2 separate regions of the Homo sapiens genome follow, and region 2 is linked to region 1. A link is an interaction called in ENCODE POLR2A ChIA-PET data of the cell type or tissue named here. Cell type or tissue: MCF 10A. All regions are shown on one strand.

Region 1 (5,000 bases):
GGTTGACCAGATATCTTCAGTCATTCATTTTATGTTTGTATTTAATTTTATTGAAATGCTTAAGTAGTCTATCTTATCATTATAAATGTAGTTTTACCTTTATATATTTCAGTAGACATTCATTTAGAAAGAGTTTACAACTCTAAGCCATTAAGCATCAGGATTGCTGTATCTTTTATTTGATGGAGGTGGAGTGCATAACATTATAAGTATTTATACGTACACACATTTTTGAAAAATGCTGCATATATGTTGTTTATATTCGAATGGGTTCCAGTGTCTAGCTTTAAACCAAGTTCTGAGAAAAACGTATGAAAAATGTCTTCTCTTTCTTCAAACCAATAAAAGTTATGATAGCAGAGAATGTCATAAATTGGTTGTGGGGTTTTTTGGTTATTATTTTAGGGATAACCTAACACACATTATTCAGGGCCTGCTTTTCTCTCCCTTGAGGGATCTGTAGCATTCTTGATGTCATGAAAATAGAGCACAAGATTGGAGTTATTAATCACTGTACTTCAATGGACTTTTTCTTATTAAAATGTTAACTTATTAATTTTTATTAACTTATTAAAGTTTAACTCGTCCTTTGAAGAATCTTGTATGTATTCTCACTTGGACACATTCTTATCATATCAAGTATATTAGAAGTTGTTACTCCCAGGTAGGGTCTTAATCTATGTAACGTTGTATGTGTAATTTTACAGAAATTTGTAGTTCCTACACGGATTTTCATCCTGTGTAACTCTAAGGAAATTCATTAGCCTGAAATATGCAAGCTACAAAGGATGCTAAATAAGTCTCATTACTTTATAAGATGTAAACATTGAGCTTTAATGAGTGTTCTAAGGCTGTAGAAGACCTCTTTTTTGAATTAAGTTTGTTAAGAATGTTTTAGTCTTTGCTTTTGTCTGTTAATGTTTATAATTAATCAGACGATATTTATGTTTATTATTTACTTTTGTGATTAGAGATGCTCTATTCTATTTAAACATATTTTAAAATATTGTAAACATTGCTGTTTTCTTGTGGAACCTTTTTTTCTTTGATTTCTAACAAAATCAGGAAGGAATATAAACATAAACATTCACAGTGGTTTTGGAAATGAAACAGTGGGAATCTACCACAACAGAGTGTTTAACTGAAATATGACTACATAAAGCAGGTGAATTGTTTGAGACATTTAAACTCTATTTGAGAATGTTAATTCCCATACTCAATATTTATTTTCTCCTGGCAAGTGAAAGTGGAGGAGGAGGTTGGGTTAAAACCTTCTTTCTTCACAGGAGGCATAAGAATGCTAGCATTTAAAATAGACATTATTCTTTTGACCATGTAGGACTGGACTCTAAGAGTCTTTCCCTTTACTTTTTTAACCTATTCAAATTTCCCGCATACTCTAAAATAAATAAATAAATTATTATTTAGTAATAAATGACACACGATAATGATTCTAAAGTCCTTCCACAAAGGTGCCAACAGTCATATCTTTGGATAACCATATACAGGCATTTTAAGGACTGTTGGAAACAGGATCATTGACACTGATACGTGCAAAATCAAAGAGCTTTCATGGGCTTTTCTGCAACTAATAAATTGAGTCTTGTCCCAGGTTTGACGCATAGTCTGTCCACTATGTCTGTGATCTACCTAATGGTTATTTTCCAGGTCATAAAATATATATGATTCACACAGGTGGCTGGCACAACTTCCAGATTGCTTTCTTAGCTCAAGCAATCTGTCCTAGAGGGAAAGCCTCTTGGACTGCAATCCACATTCCCCACCCCAGGCAAGATATTAACTTAAAAACAATTATCCTGATGATTCTACTTATATGTAAATAATTAAATAAATTATTTAAGTGATTATAATTATTCTTCACTGGTAATCTATCATGCACAACAGGAATTGGAATTCATGGGGGTTCCCCCGCTAAGATTATTCAGTGTGTGTTGTCAGTATTAGATTTCCCTTGGCCAGTCCAGGCAGCTTAGCTAGTGATATCACCCCCATGCATGTCCCTAAGGACTCTAAGCCACTGCTTGCCATGCCCCTTGTAGATTCAGCCATAGGTGCTGCATCTACAATAAAAATTGATCAAGAATATCATGAGGGTGCCCAAGGGCTTCATTTGATGCCAGACGTATTACTCCATTCCCATTGTTGTGTGACAGCACCCCAAATCCTCTGATGATCATGTTAAAGGATTCTGCCAAGACGGTGACTCCTTATCTTGCCTGCTGATTTTTTTGCAAAAAGATCCCAAAGTGCCCAGCATTAGCTTAAAATTCAGTGGCATTCTTGCCATGGCTTCTGGTAGAAAACTGCTTTTCTGTGAATCAGGATCTCTGAATGCTGAGAGTCCAGAAACGTGGGGGATGAGAAGCCCAAATTTCTCAGTGCGTCACTGGGAGAGCTTGCTTTTCCCTTTGGCTTTTTATTCTAATGCAAGTGTACACTCAGCCTTTTAAAATTTTTTAAAAATTTTAGATGTTTTCTTCTTATCCACTTTTAGGATGTTGCCTCTTCCTCTCAAGCTCTGCCAGAGGTGAAATAGTTGCTGTGTCCTGTCTCTTTTTGGAGGGGCTTGCCACTCGATGGAATTCAGCAGGACTTTGTAATGTTAGCTCTCTGGGTTCCAGAAAAATTACAGTTTTGTCAGTGATCTGTTTTTTGTTGTTTATTTACAGGGTTAGAGTGACAGCAACATTCTCTTCCAGCTTTGTGTAGCCTACGTATAAGTAGAACCATCAGGATAATTGTTTTTAAGTTGATATCTTGCCTGGGGTGGGGAATGTGGATTGCAGTCCAAGAGGCTTTCCCTCTAGGACAGATTGCTTGAGCAATCTGGAAGTTGTGCCAGCCACCTGTGTGAATCATACTTATATATTTTATGACCTGGAAAATAACTATTAGGTAGATCACAGACATAGTGGACAGACTATGAGTCAAACCTGGGACAAGACTCAATCTATTATTTCCAGAAAAGCCCATGAAAGCTCTTTGATTTTGCACGTTTCAGTGTCAATGACCCTGTTTCCAACAGTCCTTAAAATGCCTGTATATGGTTATCCAAAGATATGACTGTTGGCACCTTTGTGGAAGGACTTTAATATCATTATCATATATTCTTTTCATGATGCTACATGGTTGTTCCTCCTGGAAATCTGTTTTTTCACTTCAGCATATGGGTTCCAGGTTTGAAAACTGGCTCATATCCTGAATCTCAGTAAGATATTTTTGGATGGTAGGTGGTGGGGTGGGGAGTAAACACATTCTATCTTCTGATCATCCAGCATCCATTCTTTTGATTGTACACCCTGAATAATACTCTTGGTTGACTGTCTGTCTATTTTACTCCTTGGACACCATGTTCTATTAACTATCTCATAACTCTCTAAGGGTCAGTGTTCCTGCATGTGACTACAACCTTGACAAACATTATAATTACCTCTACCTGGCTTATAATAATTGGATATTACCCTATCTATCTTTTCAGGATTCCATCATGTCCATTGTGGTCAGTGAGCCCATTCCATAATACCACCTTCTACCATCAGTCTTGGCCTTCAGAGGAACATCAAGTCTGAACTTCTTAGTGATGTTTTTCCTTTCACCAATGTGTTCCTTGTAGCCTTGGTAAATGGTCTATCTTTAGTGCCTTTGTATGAAGTATAGTCATCTGATGGGCATTCTGGCTGAGAATAGTATATTTGTTCAAGCATGCTTACTTGAGCCTTTTAATCTCCCTGGCATTTCTCTATTACTTAATGCAGGTCCGTGCTTTATTATTTCTTCCAGGAGCTGTCTGTATTAGTCAGGGTTCTCCAGAGGGACAGAACTAATAGGATATATGTATATATGAAAGGGAGTTTATTAGAGAGAATTGGCTCACACTATCAAAAGCTGAAGTCCCACGATAGGCCATCTGCAAGCTAGGGATGAAAGAAGCAAGTAGTGGCTCAGTCTGAGTCCCAAAGCCTCAAAGAAGGGAAGCTGATAGTGCAGCCTTTACCATCTTAAAGCATGTTTACGTTGTCTTTCAGTCTTCTTTTAAGGGCATCAAATCCTGTATCCCAGGATTTCCTATCCTGGGATAGCACCATCCCAGGATGGTGCTATCAAATAAATAAACTATCTTATACAACTTCATGTTCTACCTTTGGAATCGAGTCCTTGAGTATTCTCTGGGCTACAAGTAGGCAAGGTTTTGTAGATCCTTTTGGTTACAGTCCCTTGCTTCCTGTTTCAGGTGCAATTCATTCTGCTTGGGTTATGTTGTGATTTAACCCTTTTATTGGTTTAGTGGCTGGAAAGGGGAGGTAAGGGCAGATCTTGAGGGGTGCATTTTGTCTTTCAGGGGAGAAAATATTGCAGCACTATCCTTAACAAGGGAGTAAGCATTAGTTCTTTTTTTTTTTTCTTTTTTGAGATGGAGTCTTGCTGTGTTGCCCAACACTGGAGTGCAGTGGTACAATCTCGGCTCACTGCAATCTGCACCTCCCAGGTACAAGTAATTCTCTTGTCTCAGCCTTCCAAGCAACTGGAAATACAGGTGTGAGCCACCATGCCCAGCTAATTTTTGTATTTTTAATAGAGATGGGGTTTCACCATATTGGTCAGGCTGGTTTCAAACTCCTGATCTCAGGTGATCCACCTGCCTCGGCCTCCCAAAGTGCTGGGATTACAGGCATGAGCCACTGTGCCCAACCAGCGTTAGTTCTTAATAGGATCAGAGAAGTCTGGAGTTTCAAGATTATATTTTTTCATCCCATGTGTCTGGGTTTCAAAGTAGAACTGTACCCTGGCATAGCTGACCTGCTGAGATCAAGAGGCCAACTGCACTCTGTAACTCTTAGGATTAAGTCCTGGACCTCATCTTTTTTTTTTTTTTTTTTTTTTTTTGAGACGGAGTCTCGCTCTGTCGCCCAGGCTGGAGTGCAGTGGCGGGATCTCGGCTCACTGCAAGCTCCGCCTCCCGGGTTCACGCCATTCTCCTG
Region 2 (5,000 bases), 470 kb before region 1:
GGCTGAAATGTGGCAGAGCAAGATTACAGCCTACGTCTGCCTTACTTCTAGTCCATCCTGTTTCCACCTTACCTCACTTCTTTAGCATGGCCTGGAAAGAATTGTGTACTTCTTCATTAAATGTATCTTTGTTTTATATTCTTTTGACTATTCACACATGCTGATTGCTATACTTTGGGCTTCAGGGGAGTATTTATTACCTGTTTTGAAAGAAGGCCCTTTAAAGATGATTTTAAACATTTTTCAAGTAAATGCAATAGCTCTTGTTTATTGCTTCTTGCCATGTGGAATTACTGTAAATCCAATTAGTTTGATCAAGTTCCCTGTAGACATGGTGTTGTTTGGCACAGATGTTATGTTTGATCCTGACATTATGCAGTAGAGAGACATGTTTCAGGATTTGCCAGGGTGGTCAGCAGAACAGGGCAGCTGAGGACAGGGACTCCTGGCATCACAACTGCCTCCTAGTCTCCCACTCCCCTAAGAGGGAAAGGATTTCCTGGAAAGCCCACGCAGCTGCAGGGTTTGGTTGCTGACGTTCTGTCTGTTTTGAAGTTATAGTCAGGGCAGGCAGCAGCAGGGGTGGAGTTGGAGTGTACAAAATGGAATATCAAGAGCCCTGAAGTCAGCAAAAAAATTAATGTAGACAACACTTGAAAATAAACGAACATAGACCCTCAGCATGCATTGTGAGGCTTCCTCTCCTGGGCAAAGGTTCCCTGTTAGTATACATCCGGAAGGAAGACTGCAAGGAGGGTCCCGTGGTGCACATATTAAATGAATTAATTTATGTAAGGCACTTAGAAAGCTGCCTGGCGCGTAGCAAGTGCTCAACAAATGCAATCACTATTATTATTACTTAATAATGTGTTATTATTACTCAAAGATGGGTTACTACTGTTGCTCAAAATGTGTTTTATTTTTATTGTTACTGCTCTTATTACAAGGTAAGTTGTGAGACTTGGTACTCGGAAACTAGAATCATGGAAGAAACCCAGGTTAAAGACCCACCGGTAAGGCCATCTCACCACATGAGGTGAAAACCTAGTTATCAGAAGAGCGATAGTGTAATACTGGGTTATAGATAAGAATCTTTTTTTTTTTTTTTTTTGAGATGGAGTCTCGCTCTGTCGCCCAGGCTGGAGTGCAGTGGCGCAATCTCAGCTCACTGCAAGCTCTGCCTCTCGGGTTAAAGTCATTCTCCTGCCTCAGCCTCGCGAGTAGCTGGGACTACAGGCGCCCGCCACCACGCCAGGCTAATTTTTTGTATTTTTAGTAGAGACGGGATTTCACCGTGTTAGCCAGGATGTTCTTGATCTCCTGACCTCGTGATCCACCCGCCTCGTCCTCCCAAAGTGCTGGGATTACAGGCGTGAGCCACGGCGCCCGGCCGTAGATAAGAATCTTAGAGCTGTTAAATATCCCTATGCTAGATCAAGATGGGTCCAGGGACCTAAAGTTGGCTGGAGCCCGCTGGTGGGATTCAGTGCGGAGCAAACAGGTAAGGTAACTGGCTTGCCGTTATACAAAATGTTATTTTTTCTTTTGTTTTTTGTTTTATTTTGTTTTGTTTTGAGACAGAGTCTCGATCTGTGGCCCAGTCTGGAGTACAGTGGCACTATTTCAGCTCACTGCAACCTCCGCCTCCCGGGTTCAAGCAATTCTCCTGCCTCAGCCTCCCAAGTAGCTGAGATTACAGGCACCTGCCATCACGCCCGGCTAATTTTTTTGTACTTTTAGTAGAGACAGGGTTTCACCATGTTGGCCAGGCTGGTTTTGAACTCCTGACCTCAAGTGATCTGCCCACCTCGGCCTCCCAAAGTGCTGGGATTACAGGCGTGGGCCACTGCACCCAGCCAAAGCTATCGTTTAGTAATAGTTTTAATATCAACTATAGCAGTATTTGAATAAATTAAAATCATTAAATAATTATTTATATTTTATCTCCTCATTGCTATTTAATTGGCAACTATTTAATACTGAGGCCAGAATGATAAGATGAGAAAAGAGAGATAAAACCACAATGCATTTATATTTCAAGAATTGTGAGCTTAATGTCCACCCTGCATTGTTAGAAGCTGCTTGGAACAGTTGGTGTCTCTGAAATGTTATCACCTAAGGGTCCACGTGGAGATGACAGTGATAGAAGATGAAGAAACTTTGTCCAGATGTTCTGGGTAACTGGAATGTGAATATCCACAGGTATTTGTTGAAAGAATAAATGCATGCCAAGAGAAGGGGAGGCACAGTGGAAGGTGAGTGGCACATACTTGAAAATGGCCCAACTTTCACCAGTAAATAAAATCAGCAGCATGCAATCGGACACTTACTGGGCAAAAAACACTTGCTGATGAAATAGCCATAACGTTTTCCTTTATACTCACTTAACATATCTGTGTTGCAATTGCTACAAAACTAGGAGAAATGTGGTTTTTTCCTCATGTTTCTTTTTTATATAATTTTTCAGAATTAAACAATGCCTAGCACTTTGTCTTGAAACTGATGTGGCTGAAATACTTTTCATGAACTTAGGAACTAACTGACTAAGGAATAGGATATGCAATGAATGATTGAGAAATCACTAGTTGATTATCATAAACCAAAACTCAATACATGTACAAAGTATGTAAACTGGAAAATGATCCAATGCCTTTTTTTTTTTTTTGAATAGCTGAATCAGTGGTTGAGTTTGTCAAGTTTCATGAGTTTGACTGTCATCACAATGCAGCGTTTGCATAGTCCTGACTACATGACTTACAATTTTCCAGTGAACCCTCTGGCTAAAACTGCTCTTTCTTCTTACCCACATTTACACTAATATTTATTCTAGAAATTCCTGAAAAATCAGTCCTGACACTACCAGGCTGACTTCTGTTCTCTGCCTTGTCGTGGAGCTATCTAAAAGCAGCCGGCCATGGTCATTCACCTATAGTTACCCTTTGCTCCAGAAACTTCGCTGCAGCTTCCCCTGTGTTTATTTTAAACCTTAAATTTGAAGAGCAAGATGATGAGAAAAATAGCATTGAGTCTAACCAGGGCTTCATAAATGTGTTGCCACGGCTTATCTCACTACATGAACCACTGCTGTGGGATTTGGGGTCTGGTTAGGGAAGATTAAAGCGGTGGGTGGTGCAGCATTCTTTGCTTAAAACCTAAAATACAACTCCTTCTGCATTAAATACACAGAGGTATTTCAAAGCCAAGTATGTGTGTAATTAAAGTAAGAAAGTGCCAGCTTTCTGTGTGCACCTCAAGCTTCAGACAGCCACATGTGCTCTTTGTCAAGCCTTGGGAGGGCCAACAAATACACTGAGCTGCCAGGAAGATGTGAAAAGAAGCATTAGATGCTGGAGTTCCAGTTGAATCCTTTGGCAGTGAACAGCCCTGCAGGCTCATGCCCGCACAAACTTGGTTATGCATCTCCTTCCTTTTATTCACAGACACAGAGTGAAGATACAGCTCCTGGTAATTTCAGCACAAGGCTCTCAATTCTTAACTGGGGCAGCAGGGAGCTGGCATCCGCATAAGCTGGATATGGCTTACTTGAGTGAATGGATCGCGTGCCCGGTATTGACATCCCAGATTCTTTAGGGTTGTACCTAAATAAAAAGATGGAAAAGGAGAAAGTCTCTTTTTTTTCCATCCAGGAATCACTTTCAAACCCCGTATCATTATTCATGAGTTTTTGCAACGTAAGCATGGCGCCCCTTTCACTTGCATTTTTACTTTCTGTTTTCCTAATCACCTGTCTCTTGGGTACATTTTATCTGTCCCAAGCATCCTTACCTTCCCTTTGCCTGTCTTCTTTCCTTCTCTTCTGTCTCCCCTGTCTGTACGTCTTTGCATGCTCTCTCTCTTCCTCTCTGGACCTCTCTGGGTCAGGAAGGCATTTAGCGAGGAAAGCATCTGAGGCCAAACAGCATAGATTTTCTCTTCCTCCTCCTCACAGGTTCTTTCTCTGGAAGGGGGCTTCAGAGGAGAGGATCTTCTTTAGCTCCATCCTCTTGCTGGGCAGCTTGCTCTCCAGACAATTCCCTTGAACTTTTCCACAGCCCTAGCCTTCATAACTCCCCAACCCCAGCCCTGACCCCAAGATTCCAGGTCCTAACTCTGGGCTCTGCCCTGGCTTGTCTGAAATCAGGTGTCCTGGATGAAACAGAAAGTCAGTCAAGAGTTAGGTTGCTTCCCTCACCACTGACAGATATGTGAAACTTCGACCAACTAATTCGAACTCAGAAGATCAGGAGTATGGTAGGATCGGAAGAGCCTGGGACTGGGCTCGGAAGATCTGCAGCTTGTCTAATAAAGGAGCTTGGCACCTATAGGAATCTCAGTCTCCTCATATTTAACTAGAAGACAGTTGAGCTTCTATTCAAATATTGATTAAAGTTGTTTTCCTGATAACCTCATAAGTCTACAAAGGAAATTTCCTATGGAATGTAAGAGAGAGTCAAAAGGGGAGGCAAATTAAAATCTTTATGTTGTGATATTGAGTATGTTTTGTTTAAAATGTGTCATGACTCAGAAATAGCTTTGTACTGCTCAGCAAATCCTGGCCATAAAAGAGCTGTGACTCCTAAATATTAGTGATGTTGACTCTTTGAGCAAGACAAGCAATCAAGTCCTTGGACATGTCCGCTCCACCGCCACACTCCTGCAGAGTGAATCCTAGAAATGCAAAGATGCCGCTGGGTTTGACGCAACAGCTATGGGCAGAGGAATCAGTGAAAACTGGCACTGATATTGGAGGGTGGGAGCAAGGTAGTGGGGGGCAGGGAGGTGACAGGCTGCCCTTGGTGTCAAATCCAAACTGTGGGGTGACGCCCTGAGTCCTTTAGATATAGGAGGTATGTCTATATCTGTATCTGTCTATATCTATCTATGTCTATGTCTGCATCTGTGTCTGTGTCTAGCCCTAAATCTATATCTATCGCTATCTATATCTACATCTATTATCTATCTATCTATCATCTATTATCTATCTATCTATCTATCTATCT

The links. Peaks named below come from ENCODE experiments on the same cell type or tissue, not always from the same donor. Only the 100,000 strongest peaks of a DNase experiment are listed, where the experiment ranks them.
Region 2: POLR2A ChIA-PET joins it to region 1 with 5 read pairs; 1 of 35 experiments calls an interaction of 5 or more read pairs at or near these places.

What each region holds. Positions count from the first base shown.
Region 1 is chr4:165,969,254-165,974,253 of GRCh38, forward strand. All of the region lies in intron 1 of TLL1 (tolloid like 1), which reads left to right. Among named protein-coding and RNA genes, the nearest start is that of TLL1, 99 kb to the left of the region's middle. In MCF 10A, no CTCF peak of the experiment used is centred here; a DNase peak (open chromatin) is centred at 2,868.
Region 2 is chr4:165,503,879-165,508,878 of GRCh38, forward strand. It overlaps LOC105377520 (a long non-coding RNA gene), which reads left to right and starts at 1,322. Exons shown (of 3, transcript XR_939419.2): 1 at 1,322-1,501; 2 at 2,203-2,255; 3 at 3,441-3,524. In MCF 10A, no CTCF peak of the experiment used is centred here; a DNase peak (open chromatin) is centred at 2,223.